4 separate regions of the Homo sapiens genome follow, and regions 1, 2 and 4 are each linked to region 3. The links are chromatin contacts, found by Hi-C or POLR2A ChIA-PET in ENCODE. All regions are on one chromosome and are shown on one strand. The core of a region is the stretch at or near the end of the contact, and the rest is flanking DNA. Distances in the headings are between cores, read along the strand shown.

Region 1 (3,535 bases), core at 1,014-3,513, 490 kb before region 3:
CATATTTAGTGCTTCCTTCAAGAGGAGCTCTTGTAAGGCAGGCCTGATGGTGACAACATCTTTCAGCATTTGCCTGTCTGTAAAGGATTTCATTTCTCCTTCACTTATGAAGCTTAGTTTGGCTGGATATGAAATTCTGGCTTGAAAAATTCTTTTATATAAGAATGTTGAATATTGGCCCCCACTCTCTTCTAGCTTGTTAGGTTTCTGCAGAGAGATCCACTGTTAGTCTGATGAGCTTCCTTTTGTGGTAACCCGACCTTTCTCTGGCTGCCCTTAATATTTTTTCCTTCATTTCAAACTTGGCAAATCTGACTATTATGTGTCTTTGGGTTGCCCTTCTCAAGGAATATCCTTGTGGTGTTCTCTGTATTTCCTGAATTTGGATGTTGGCCTGTCTTCCTAGGTTGGGGAAGTTCTCCTGGATAATATCCTGAAGAGTGCTTTCCAACTTGGTTCCATTCTCCTTGTCACTTTCAGGTACACCAATCAAACATAGGTTTGGTCTTTTCACAAAGTCCCATATTTCTTGGAGGCTTTCTTCATTCCTTTTTATTCTTTTTTCTCTATTCTTGTCTTCACACTTTATTTCATTAAGTTGAACTTCAATCTCTGATATCCTTTCACCCACTTCACTGATTCAGCTATTGATACTTTGTATGCTTCACGAAGTTCTTGTGCTGTGTTTTTCAGCTCCTTCAGGTCATTTATGTTTTCTCTAAACTGGTTATTCTAGTTAGCAATTCCTCTAACCTTTTTTCAAGGTTCTTAGCTTCTTTGCATTGGGTTAGAACATGCTCCTTTAGCTCGGAGGAATTTGTTATTACCCACCTTCTGAAGCCTACTTCTGTCAATTCATCAGACTCATTCTCCATCCAGTTTTGTCCCCTTGCTGGTGAGGAGTTGTGATCCTTTGGAGGAGAAGAGGCGTTCTGCTTTTTGGAATTTTCACCCTTTTTGTGCTGGTTTTTCCTCATCTTCGTGGTTTTATCTACCTTTGGTTTTTCATGTTAGTGACCTTCAGATGGGGTTTCCGTGTGGACGTCCTTTTTCTTTATGTTTATGCTATTCCTTTCTATTTGTTAATTTTCCTTCTAACAGGCCCCTCTGATACAGGTCTGCTGGAGTTTGCTGGAGGTCCACTCCAGACCCTGTTTGCCTGGGTATCACTAGCAGAGGCTGCCAAACAGCAAAGATTGCTGCCTGTTCCTTCCTCTGGAAGCTTCGTCCCCCAGAGGGGCACCCACAAGATGCCAGCTGGAGCTCTCCTGTATGAGATGTCTGTCGACCCCTGCTGGGAGATGTCTCCCAGTCAGGAGGCATGGGGGTCAGGGACCCACTTGAGGAGGCAGTCTGTCCCTTAGCAGAGCTCAAGGGCTGTGCTGAGAGATCCTCTGCTTTCTTTAGAGCCAATGGGCAGGAATGTTTAAGTCTGCTGAAGCTGTGCCCACAGCCGCCCCTTTCCCCAGGTGTTCTGTCCCAGGGAGATGGGAGTTTTATCTATAAGCCCCTGACTGGGGCTGCTGCCTTTCTTTCAGAGATGCCCTGCCCAGAGAGGAGGAATCTAGAGAGGCAGTGTGGCTACAGAGGCTTTGTGGAGCTGCGGTGGGCTCCGCCCAGTTCGAACTTCCTGGCAGCTTTGTTTACACTCAGTTGGAAATGCAGAAATCACAGGCCTTCTGTGTTGATTTCACTGGGAACTGCAGACCAGAGCTGTTCCTATTCAGCCATACAGAGTCTCCCTCTTGGCAGCTCTTCAGAATAGAAGCCATGTCTCAGGCAGCAATGTGGCCAGATAGAAAGTTGGTGTTTCCTGTGCAAAAGAGTTAATCTTTGCAAGTGTGGTTCTGAGAAGTTGGTGGGAGACCCTATCTCTGCCAGTCATGGCAAAATACAGTCTGGGCAGGTTTCCAAGTTCAGCTGACATTCCTAAGCCAATGAGAAGTGTCCAAGATGGTTTCCAGCTTTCTCTCCAAGGGTAAGAGTTGAATGTGTTGACTGACCTTTACCAGCACGAACACATTTGCCATTTGACTCTGAGGAATAAATGGGTGACCTGACTGTGGGCACAGAGCTGAAGGCTGATTCTCCAGAAAACTCACCATCAGTTTGCTCAGCAACGCTGCTGACTCGGAACACATTTTGTTTTTTCTTTTTGAAACTGCACCATGCATTCTTGAAAGCATGACTCAACCTTACCAGCAGTCTCAGTGAGCTTGAAATGGCCTCAACTAGAGGATTTATAGCCTTTGCAAACACAGGGCACATTTCTTTGTTTCCTTTCAGAAACTGAGAAGTGATTCATTTTCAGTAAACAAAGAGAGGATTACCAACACATTTACTAGTCTGAAATTCAGCTTCCATTGAATGCAATTCCTTTAGTTCCTAGTAAAGGCATTGTGCATTTCAAACAGCTATCTTTCTTCTTTAATCCACTTTCTTTCTTCCTAGTGTGGAAAAGATATATAATTTAGCCCTCACTCAAATACAAATAAGATGAGTTTCAAAGGCCATTCAGGCCCTAATGTGTGTCCTTTGCAAGAACAAGAAACTGTGATTCTGAAGAATTTAAATACAGATACTGTTGGCAGCCAGAGATGTTTTCTGCTGTTGGAATGCAAAAGAAAATATTACTTTATAGCTGCACTGTGCCACTCCTGACATTGATGGGTCTTGTATTCACCAGAGGAGGGAAAATTAAAATATCTTACCTGTCTACACAGTATCCTTGGTGGTTACACAACAATAAAATATTCAGCAGTCTGATACCTTTACTGTTAAAACTGAAATACCAAATTGAAACTGGTTGAGAATGTGTGCAGTCTATTGTGTTCCTACTTTCTTTAGATTAGCTTTCTATCACAATAACTGCATTCAGTAGGGCTCATATTGTCTCAATTATAAAGTCAACTCCAGACATTAGCACTAGATTGCTTCAGCGAATCTCAAATATTTTTAACTGTTGACAAAAGTTTCAGTTTCATTATGCCAAGTTCCAGAGTAAAACTATGGTAATGTAATCACTTCTCAGACTTTCATTATTTGCATGTTCCCAGAAAATCATTATAACTTTCTAGAATTATCCTGAATGGTTCAAAGTAAGCAGTTTTCAAGTCAGTAGGAATTGCAGAGGCAGCTGATAGTCACTTATCCATTTGTTTATTAGAAATATGTCACAGCCAATTTTTGACATGAATCTTCTCATTTTCAGAAGAATGTTAGAAATAGCTCAGCTAATGTACCATAAAAGTTCAAATTTTGATAATGAAACTAAAAGCCATATTAACAAATGAACCCACTGCTTTATGCACCAGAAAGTGAGAATTTTATGTTCCCATTTTTTCCCTTGTATGGTATCCACAAATTTTCTTGACAGAAACTCAGCATCAATTCAGAAAAATTCTTTTTGACTGAATATTTTTAGTCATATGTTCCCTATTTAAGGTGTAGGACAGGAAAAAGGATTTTCTCTTTACTTTCATAGTTTTTAGTTGAATGGGCCCTTATAACAAAAGACAGATTGATAAGAAAAGAA
Region 2 (3,600 bases), core at 670-3,169, 340 kb after region 3:
CTAACTAGCACAATGTTTGGCACACAGTGATCCTGACATGTCTATTAATTGAATAAATGAATGCCTTGCCTATCCTTACTAGATCATTCCACAGAGGCTATGAACTGCAGTCTAACCTAAATCACACACACTGCAGTGCAACCAACTCCTCCCGTTCTCAGTAGAAAAGGAGGACAGAACATATCCCTCCAGATTAAAAAAAAAAAAAAAGCCACTTGAGACTCCCAGCCTAAAATTCAGCTATAGCTCCTCCTGCCCCCTCCTCCCCACCTGCTAAGCAAGCTGAATCATCACTAAGACATATGTTCAAGGAATTTCTCCATTCCAAACACTTGAAGTAGATGTGTGTTGGCAGAGGGTGGGGTGCTGGGGCTAAAGTATATATACCTAGTGAAGCTGAGGTAGGTCTTACATGTAACTCCCCCAATCCTTAACAAGGGAAAACCCTCCCTGTTAAGCATCCCACAGGGAATGGATGAATCACCTGGAAGGTACATATGAGAGGCAGCCCTACCTCCATCAGCCTTCCCCATACCAAGTGCCTTCCACTGAATACTCACTAAGAGCTTACCACCCAGAGAGCCACAAATCCAAAAGAGATCCGACTGGCCACAAACAACATTCTTAATTTTTGGTTAAGAAATTCTTTACCACAAATTAAAAATGTGACAAAACGCGTATTCTTCCTCACAACTTCCATCTCCACAGCCTAGCCATGACTATATTCAAGAACGCTGATTTCGAAAATATTCCGTGTCACATTCAAGATAACTGCATTTCTCCCACTCCAGACCTGACGGAAGATGGGCAATGGCTGTGCTTCTTTCAGCTGAGGTATCCTCAGGAAAGGGGATGGAGGTCTCCTTGGCCTCCTCCTGACTCCCAGAGCAGTTTCCTGCTTCAAAAGTTCACCACCATAGTGACCTCAGGAACAGAGCCCCTCAGCCTTCTCTTTGGTCAACAATCGCCACCACCTACACCAAACACGATCGCTCTAGCCAGCGATAAGGATGCAGTTAAGACCAAAGGCATATATACATAAGTCCTGAGAGTGTGCAACTTCTAGCTCAGGGTGGGGTAGCTTCTCTAAAATGCTGTACCTCTGGAAGGGAAAGGAAGGGACAAGCAGGATTAGAAAGCCCAGGAAACCTGGAGCTTCCCCGAGACAAAACCAAGATTCAAAAGCCAAGGACCGGGGCTGGGAAGCAAGGTGGAAAGCAAAGTGAAAGAACCTTTTCATCCATCTACTCCCCTCGGCCCCTCACCCTCCACCTACACTCTCACCAACAACCACCCGAGAAAAAGCCACTCCCCCTAATGTCCTCCCCGCTTGCGCCCGGTCCTGGCCAGTCCGCGTAGCCTGAGGCTGAAGCTAGACATGGCAGGAAGGAGTCAAAGCACAGGGAGCTGGATTTCACGGGGGGAAGGTGGAACTAGAGTGGAGCAGTAAAGAACTGTTGGGGAGAAAAAAGTCCACAGTCAGAAAACCTGCTGGGGGAACACCTGGGGTTGGTGGGCAGGGACCAAGACAACCCGGGGGAGGGGAGTGGCACTGCGTGGGGCTCCGGAGGCTGGAGCCTGGAAACAGGGACGCCTCGGAGCCGAGGGGTTTGGACAGGGCTGCGGGGGTCTAGGGCTGGTTCTCACCGAGTGGGCTACGCCCCACAGGAACACACCCACCAGCGGGTCGGCCGCCCGGAACACCTTCACCTTCTGCTGCACGAAATGCTTCTTCTTGGTCTTGGAGGCGAAGCCGAAACCTGGGCCGGGGCCTGCTGTCGCCGCCGATACCGTGGCTGGTGGGACCGAGGAGGACGCCATAGTCTCCCGCGCAACCGACCAAGTGGAAGCCGGAGCCGGCAGCTATCCAGGCGCCCGACCCCGGAAGCGGCGCTCACCTGCGCTGCTGTCACGTGACCGGAGGCCGGACAGCGGACGCGCGAACAGGGCGAGGCAGGACGGGGCGGGGCGACGCTGGCCCCGCCCCCCGGCGCCTGCCTGCCTGCCCCAATGTCCGCTCAGTGTGTGGGCTCACCTGGCGTGCGGGATCCCTGTAAGCTGACGAAGCAAGCGGCCCGCGAGGCCCCTCGAACTGTCAACTAGGAGACCGTGGTGCGGCCTGGGCTGGCCTGATTGACTCCCAAGGTCTAGGGCTTCTTTGCTGCAAAGTGGCCGCCTTCCGGCTTTGCCCAGTTTCTAATGAGTAACCTCGGACCTGATGCTAATGCGAAAGCATTCTTACCGAATGGGGGTTGGGAAGGGGAGGGTTTTGGAAACCCAAAATTCTTACCAGTGGTCTCAAGCGTCTTGAAATTCATTCATTCATTTAACAAGTATTTATTGTGCACTTAGTTGTACTAGGTCCTGTTCTAGGGGCTGATTTTCCTTTTATTGAAGCAGGGTATAGGACAGTGACTGCCCCGAAGTAGTTGGGAGTCTAATGGCACTGGCTGGCCAATGGAGATCAAGTTTGCAGTATGCAAAGTATGAGCTATCCTAGAACTGTGTATGAAGCAAAGACAATGATACAAAGAAAGGAAGTGTAGCTGGTCAGGGAAGGCTTCAAAGAGGATAGAGACTTTACTGAGTTTGGAAGGGTGGGTGGAGTTCAGGAATAGAGGTTAAAAGGCTGTCTAGACAAAGAGAACAGCATACAAAGACATGGAGACAAGAAAGAACGAAGCCGGGCGCGGTGACTCACGCCTGTAATCCCAGCACTTTGGGAGGCCGAGGCGGGAGGATCACCTGAGGTTGGGAGTTCAAGACCAGCCTGGCCAACATGGTGAAACCTCGTCTCTACAAAAATACAAAAATTAGCCGGGCATTAGCCGGGCGTGGTGGCGTGAGCCTGTAATCCCAGCTACTCAGGAGGCTGAGGCAGGAGAATCACTTGAACCCAGGAGGCGGAGGTAGCAGTGAGCCGAGATCACGCCAAGCAGAGATCACGCCAAGCAGAGATCACGCCACTGCACTCCAGCCTGGGTGACAGAGTGAGACTCCATCTCAAAAAAAAAAAAAAAAAAGCCGGGCATGTTGGCAGGTGCCTGTAGTCCCAGCTACTTGAGAGGCTGAGGCAGGAGAATCGCTTGAACCCAGGAGGCAGAGGTTGCAGTGAGCCCAGATCATGCCATTGCACTCCAGCCTGGGCGACAGAGCAAGACTCTGTCTCAAAAAAAAAAAAAAAAAAAAAAAGCCAGATGCGGTAGCTCACGCCTATAATCCCAGCACTTTGCGGGGCCGAGTCGGGAGGATCACCTGAGGTCAGGAGTTGTGGGCAAAGGATTACCCAGGTGCCAAGGCAAGAGACTGAAGGCACAAACTGTTGCAGTATAATAAAGAAAATAGTTAGAATAAAGAGTAGTTACAATACAAATTAGATATAGAGATGATCATGGACAATTATCAATCATCAGTATAAACATTATAAATCATTAGCTTTTAATATTACTCTTTGTGGCATTACTAATATAACCTAGGAATAACCGGCAGGTATAGGGTCAGGTGCTGAAGGGACATTGTGAGAAGTGACCTAGAAGGCAAGAAGTGAGCCCTCTGTCACGCCCGCATAAGGGCCATTTGAGGGCTCCCTGGTCAAGCGGT
Region 3 (3,431 bases), core at 322-2,821:
TTTGAGCCAGAGTCTTGCTCTGTCGCCCAGGCTGGAGTGCAGTGGCGCCATCCCGGCTCACTGCAACCTCTGCCTCCTGGGTTCAAGCAATTCTCCTGCCTCAGTGAGCTGGGATCGCGCCACTGCACTCCAGCCTGGGCGACAGAGCAAGACAACAGCTCAAAAAAAAAAAAAATTCAGGCTGGGCGCGGGTGGCTCATGCCTGTAATCCCAGCACTTTGGGAGACCGAGGAAGGCAGATCACTTGGGATGAGGAGTTCGAGACCAGCCTGACCAACATGGTGAAACCTCATCTCTACTAAAAATACAAAAATTAGCTGGGTGTGGTGGCGCCGCCTATAATCCCAAGCTACTCAGGAGACTGAGGCAGGAGAATTGCTTGAGCCCAGGTGGTGGAGAGGTTGCAGTAAGCCGAGATCGGGCCACTACACTGCAGCCTGGGCAACACAGTAACTTTGTCTCAAAAAAAAAAAAGTTTTTTAAGTTCCAAACTAGCATATACAGTATGATTCCATTTTGAATTTGTACTTACTATAATTCATAGAAAGGGTCTGGAAGACTCCTACAAAGTATTCACATTGGTTGTCCTTAAATGGGTAGGATTTGGAGGTTTTGTGTTTTGGGGGTTTTTTTGGCCTTCATTTTCTAAAGCAAAAATAATTGCTTTTTTAATGGGAACTAAATTATTTAAAATTGTATAAATCTATCACAGTAACAAATAAATTACATATAATTGTAAAGAGTTTACCACCTGTCAGCTGTGAAAGTTGATCATATAAATCGGGTCACTTTTGTCATACCAGTTAAAGAGTGGAGAGGCCAGAGGGAAAAAACATTCAGGTCACAAATATCACTTGAAAAATATAATTCTCTACAGGCCTGGCTGCTGAAACTGCCTGCTAACACTTAAAACCAATTTAATCTAAAGGCTACTAAGACAGTCTGCTACAATTCTAAGACTAATTTTACCCACCACCGTCACTCAGCAATCAGTTTGCCAACCCCACCAAAACATTAATAGTGCCAATAAACTCTCTTGGAGACCAATACGTAACATTTCTCCTTCTTATAAAGTCTCTAACCTCTTCACTCTTCAGACATCCCGAAGACCACCCCAGTCTACATATATGCCCCAAATTACTATTTTCTTCCCAAATAAAGCATTCTAATTTCAAAGATTCATCTCTATATTCTGACTTAACAGCTTTTAACACTTAATGCTGTTTTTTAGTTGACAAATAAAAATTATATTTATAGTATAAAACATGTTTTGAAATATATATACATTGTGGAATGGTTAAATAAAGCTAACATGTACCCTTCGGCTTTTTAAAAACTAACGTCCAATTCATCCAATTCCGTGAGAGTAAAGCCTTTGCTTAGCTTTCCAGTCCTGTTAAACGGGGGGGAAACAACAAAAGGGTCCTCAGGGCCCTGCCCAACAATACGCCACATTCTGTCTAGTAAAGCCACACAGCCAGAAAACGCCAGGTGACTGGCAGGCAGATACTTCCGGAAGAAGTCGGCCCTCCGAACCCGGAAGTGAAGCGATAAGACGCACGGTGTTCTGGGAGGAGTTACGCAGGCAGGGTTGTGGTTGCTGGCTGTTACCAGGACAACCGGAGGCGATTGACCGTTATCTGCGGTTTGGAGCCGTTAGCGGGAGAGGCAGAGATATTCAGAGGTCTTTTAGGATGCGCTAAAGGGTCGTGAGGGCTCTCTTAAAATTTTCTTCACAAGCGGTTATCCAGTCGTGCCCCGCGGCCCTGCTGCTGGCCCCGGGGATCTGAGTCGTACCCTCTTGTTTTTCTCTGAGTCAGTCTTAAGGTGAAATGAAGTGTGGCCCAGTGGCTCCTCACTGTCGCTTCTCTAGTTTTCTGCCTCCTTTTAGAAAATGTAAGTTGAGAATTTCTAATTTACATCGGGATGTGTTCTAATGCGCTTGTTTTTAAAACTGTGGAAAATTTTTAAAAGAAAATAAATCTCACCAGTCATCCAGCTACCCAGAAGTAACATTTTCATGCATTACCTATTAATTTTTTTCTCTGCATATTTTTTCATAGTTGAGATAATTTAGGGAAAACCATTTTGTGTCCTTCATATATGGATGAATACAATATAATTTTGGTATTAATATCATAGCAACAAAGAAGGCATTGAAGGCTTTAAATCTGTTTACAGTGAATTGAAAAGACAGGATGAAGTGGACACAGCATGTGAAGACAATTCTTTCAAGAAGTTTGGCTGTCAAGGAAAACAGAGAATGTGAGTAGCCAAAGCAGAATGACAGTGAAAGAAAGAAATTGGGAGCCAGACAATACAGCCCGACAGTTTACGCCTGTACGGATGTACCTCTTTCACAAAAGATTGAGTATGCTTGGGGAAAAAAAATACACACTATAATAGGAGAAAATGATGAAGAGAAACTGAGGTAAAGGTAATTGGAAAACAAAATAAAGCCAGGGGTATATTAATACCCCAAAACTTCATACCAAAAGGTCCGTGTATTTACTAGAGGGGTGCCACAAATTGGGCTCTGAGGTTCCTAGCAATTAAACCAAAGGGAAAATATAAGTTTAACATGATCCGTATGAGGGAGGAGGCCTAATGGCATATTATAGAATCCTGTTACACATTAGCTGTATGAAATTGATTGGGTAATGTAAGCTCTTTAGACCTCATTTCTCCGTCTCTTAAAGAGTGGGGAGAGGAAGCAGGAGACTGTTAGACGAGTTGATCTTTTAATATCTCTTCCACTACTGACAGTCTATGATCATATAGGCCAGAGACGGCAAACTCAGATGCCTAAATTAGGGACTAAGAAAGTTTCATAAGTGAGGAAATGGACTGAATGTGACAAAAGCAAGGAGTGATAGAGATTGGAATGTTAGAGTTGATTGAGCTGTCCCATCTAAAACTCCAGCCAATTCTTGCAAAAATAAGGACTCAGTGTTGCCTGATTTTTCAGGAGAAACAGGAAAATCATATTTTTGATAATATTATACAAAACAAAACACCTCTACTAGCTAGATACAATTTGTGGGTCACTAATTTTCAACCTCTGCTATAGGTGAAAGGACCTCAACAAGAGGGATAATTGCTTGAATTAAAGAATTAAATATGAAAAAGAGGAAGAAGTCAAAAAGAATACCAAGATTTCCCCTTGGTAATAAGAAGGAGTTAGTAACATTGATACTAAAATCAGCAGAAGGTTTGGGGAGAGAAGGTGCTTTATTGTGAGTTTCTTGAACATGGGGCAAACTTATTTATGTGTATCCATAGCACATGAATCCAATTCAGCTGCTGGATTTGAGAAATCTGTGGGATTTATCAGGGGAAAGGGCGCAGGAATGTAGGTCAGGAGTTTGGGGAAAGAAGATGAAAAAGGAGTTTAAGATGTAAGATTCATTCTTTCAATAAAGTTTTATTGA
Region 4 (3,571 bases), core at 740-3,239, 390 kb after region 3:
CCCAATACTTCAGCCCCCTTCCCTGGCCAAAAAAAAAAAGGTGTGGGGGAAGAAAAACGAAAGAAATGCCAAGCCCAGAGATTCCTTGTCCTTCCTTCCTTTGGGTCAGACTCCTGCTGCAGCCCCTGGAAAGAACCACCAAGAAGCTGGCCAAATTGATTTTTCTCCATGTCACAGGCCTCTGCTGGCCAACAGAGAGTTGGACTGCAGGAGTTGAGGTTCTAGGCAAAGAGGAAGGGCAGGGTGGATGGGAGAAGGAGGAGGAAAGGAAAGTTCTGCTCAGCAACTGTCTGGTGAGTGGTTAAGGTCACTTAAGACACTATGGGACAAAAGTAAGAGGCTGATAGCCTGGCCAGACAAGACCTAACTATTCAGAACTCAGGGGGTTTCCCACATTGGGGCTACACCTCTAACCTACCTTGAATCTTAAGGGAACTGAAAGAAAAGAGTCCAACATAAGGAATGGGACAGGAAAGCTGTAGGACTATGGAGAAAGGGATAGAGGCTTGGGGAGGAGCCAGGAGAAAGAAAGACAACGAGTTCCGAACTCAGGAACTCTCTAGTCACTTGGTTTGGCACAATTTCTAAGTGTTGCAGCATCCTGCAAGCTCAGGAAACATCCTGGGAAACATCCCATCCTTGGGTCCCCAGGGGCTCCAAGGTGGCATCTTTAGTAAAGGGGTTTCAAAATGCCAGTCCATGGAGGGTCACTGGTCAGAGACAAAAGTTCACTGAGTATGCCCTCACCTCCAAAAGAACAATGGTGAGTTTTTTTTTAATATAAAGATGGATTTGATAAGTTTCAAAGGACTATCTTTTATTCTGAGTGTGTCCTTCTTGCTTTTCTACCAAGTAATGATGGTGACAGTAAATAATAGGTTTTCTATTTGTAATATACTTACTTGATAAAATAAAAAGGCAAATCTTCAAGGTTTGTAGTTGTTTTAATTTTATTGAACGATGAAATTTAAAAGTCTGAGAACGGAAGGTAAGGTTGGTGAATAGGTACAAAAAATTAGAAAGTATAATAAGACCTACTATTTGATGGCACAATAGGGTGACTATAGTCAAGAATAACTCAACTGTACATTTTAAAATAACTTAAAGAGTAATTGGATTATTTGTAACTTAAAGGATAAATGCTTGAGAGGATGGATACCCTCTTCTCCATGATGTGCTTATTTCACATTGCATGCCTGTATCAAAATATCTCATGTGTCCCATAAATACATACACCTACTGTGTACCCACAAAATTGAAAAAATTGAAAAATAAATAAAAGTCTGAGAACTATTAACGAAGTAGTTAAGAGCCCAGAGAGTGTTCAGACAGACATGGAGACACCACTTACCTACTTATGAACTTCAGATAGAATTGCCAGATTTGAAAAACAAAAAACAAAAACAGGATGCCCAGTTAAATGTGAATTTCAGATACTTAATTTTTGGGGGGTTAGTATACCCACACACCACACACCACACACACACACCTACTTATTATCTGAAATTCAAATTATCTGAAAGCCCTTACTTGAGAAGATTGCCTAACTTTTTCATTCCTAACATACACTACGCGTTTACTAAATTTTACTTCTTGTTTTTATTTTGTTTTTATAATACACAGTATCAAGCAAACTTCTTGTTTTTGAAACCCCGGCTGTGTCACAGTATGACTACCTGTATCATTTAATCTAGTCATTTTATTCCTGGGAGCCCCAAACAGGAATTATAAATGTTCTTTCACTGACTTGCTGTAAAAGTGAGAGAAAAGGCTGTATGAAATAGCTCCCCAAGGTTCGTTATTGTCGCTCCCCGCCCAAGCTCCAGTACACCAAAACTACACATCCCACAATCCTAGGCGGCGTCCCCTGGCCATTACCTCATTCCCTGGCCTCGTTCTCCCCAATCCCGGCCTCTCCAGGGGTGTGGCAGCAGGGCTGTTCTCGCGACTTTTGCTTTACCCTTCTGCTGTGCTACTGCTGTCGCGAGACTTCCTGCTCATCTGCCGCTCCCTTTGCCGCCGCCTTAGCCCGGGACCCGAACCCAGCCTCTCCCCTACCCGAACACCGGCCCCGGCTCCACCGAGGCCCGGGTCCCCCAGCCCGTCTCGCCGCCGCCATGGCGGACCCTAAATACGCCGACCTTCCCGGCATTGTGAGTACAGGACCGGCCCCGGCTCCCCAGGACCGCGCCCCCGACCTCCCAAGGACCCCCAGCAGAAACCAGCCCGCGACCCCTCCCGCCTGCAGCCCATCCTCCGCCCAAGGGCTCCCGCCGCTCGTTCTCCGATCGGCCTCAGCACCCCCCGAACTCTTCTGACCCGACTGGGCCGGGCCGCCGGACGGCGCACCAGGCCCCCTTTCCGGCAGTCGCCGGTAGCTCGGCCCAGAAATCGACTCCGGGTACTGACCTCTTGTGCCTGAGTTTTTCCACCATCCGTGTCAACGCCTCCCATGTCCCCCCCAAATCTCTCCATAAGACCCCATCGCTACCCCAGACACACACACCAGACCACTTAACGATGGCCTTCATCCTGCCAAGGAAGAGGTTCTGCCATCTGGCAGAACCCTCTTGTGCCAGATGGGGAGCTCTATCCTTGAGGGAACCTATGCCCTCCCCCAGCCCCCACTCCCATGACAATCCTGGCGTGTACCTTCCTTTTGTGCTGCCCTGCCTGCTTCTCAAGGTGAGGGTTGGGACACAGGACCTTGAGTACTAAGGTCCTGAGTCACTCTCAATCCTTGTGCCAGGGTGGTGGTGTACGGGGCCTAATTGGAGGATAGCCTTCACCTTCTTTGGCAATAGTGATTGCCAAGGACCTGCCCGCCTCTAGATTTAGGGTAACATCGTTGCTATCACTTACACTCACCGTTTACTGTCAGGTCCCAATTGTTTCCGCTGTCATCCCTACCCCTTGAGACATGGGAACTGACATACTGTTGACTCACGGGGCAGGTGGAGGAGAAAGGACAGAACCCTGACATCACACCCCGCCTTCTCTGTTAGCTTATTCAAATGGAGTGGGGGAAGGGGTGTTGTTGGATGCTGGGTAGTGAGGTTGGGTGGTCACTGCTTCTACCTGCAGGCCAGGAATGAGCCAGATGTTTATGAAACTAGCGACCTACCTGAGGATGATCAAGCGGAGTTCGATGCGGTAAGAATGTGTGCTGCCACAGACTCCTCCGGACTCTGACCTTTCTCCCCTAGACAGGTCCTTCCCTTTCTCGGGGGAGCTACAGCAATAAGCGGGTATGCCAACCCCAGCCTGGGTGGTATATAGGTTGCAGGGCTTGCAAAGACCTTGCTGGGCTTGCAGCCACCAATGAGCAATGGCAGGAGGGAGAGTCAAGTCAGCGGAATTACAGCTAACAACATCTGTTTGCAAAGCCCTGATTCTTGGGCCTTTTAAATAAAATTGAAATATCTCAAAACAGGTTTGGAGCTAGTGACTTAGGCCCCTGGGTTCTAACCCATGGAAATGAATCATGAAGCCTGGGCACTTGTAATAAACTGCTACCAAGAACTAGACTTTGAAATATGGAGAAATACTTTTTCCATATGAATATCCAGTA

What was found. Hi-C counts contacts between places; a loop is a spot of excess contacts on that map. ChIA-PET counts read pairs that join two places held with the same protein, here RNA polymerase II (POLR2A). Pooled maps may share reads with other maps.
Region 1: a pooled map shows a loop between it and region 3 (4-fold over the local background). The contact joins the enhancer-like site here to the promoter of GIHCG in region 3. A Hi-C loop is called at or near these places in 10 of 37 single-sample maps with no recorded cell type and 10 of 50 pooled maps. POLR2A ChIA-PET finds 5 or more read pairs at or near these places in 2 of 52 experiments (PC-3 and activated naive CD4-positive, alpha-beta T cell).
Region 2: a loop to region 3 is called in a pooled map, with 4 times the contacts of the local background. The contact joins the promoter of PIP4K2C here to the promoter of GIHCG in region 3. A Hi-C loop is called at or near these places in 6 of 50 pooled maps.
Region 4: a pooled map shows a loop between it and region 3 (5-fold over the local background). The contact joins the promoter of DCTN2 here to the promoter of GIHCG in region 3. A Hi-C loop is called at or near these places in 7 of 50 pooled maps. POLR2A ChIA-PET finds 5 or more read pairs at or near these places in 3 of 52 experiments (PC-9, activated CD4-positive, alpha-beta T cell and common myeloid progenitor, CD34-positive).

Annotation. Positions count from the first base shown.
Region 1 is chr12:58,424,344-58,427,878 of GRCh38, reverse strand. No RefSeq gene overlaps it. Among named protein-coding and RNA genes, the nearest start is that of LINC02403, 340 kb to the right of the region's middle. RefSeq lists enhancers at 1,466-1,585, 1,766-1,845, 1,850-2,797. Within about 2 kb of position 2,263, at least 15 of the 41 ENCODE cell types and tissues checked have a DNase peak (open chromatin) inside an H3K27ac peak, as active enhancers do; they include PC-3, where a contact is called at or near this core.
Region 2 is chr12:57,589,511-57,593,110 of GRCh38, reverse strand. It overlaps PIP4K2C (phosphatidylinositol-5-phosphate 4-kinase type 2 gamma), which reads right to left and starts at 1,919. Exons shown (of 10, transcript NM_024779.5): 1 at 1,648-1,919. The coding sequence starts at 1,821. RefSeq lists a silencer at 1,822-2,081 and enhancers at 1,680-2,181, 2,262-2,311.
Region 3 is chr12:57,934,304-57,937,734 of GRCh38, reverse strand. GIHCG (GIHCG inhibitor of miR-200b/200a/429 expression) reads left to right here and starts at 1,571. Exons shown (of 3, transcript NR_038269.1): 1 at 1,571-1,896; 2 at 2,182-2,265. RefSeq lists enhancers at 1,145-1,645, 1,646-2,146.
Region 4 is chr12:57,545,610-57,549,180 of GRCh38, reverse strand. DCTN2 (dynactin subunit 2) reads left to right here and starts at 1,989. Exons shown (of 14, transcript NM_001261413.2): 1 at 1,989-2,153; 2 at 3,085-3,153. The coding sequence starts at 2,118. RefSeq lists an enhancer at 1,721-1,860.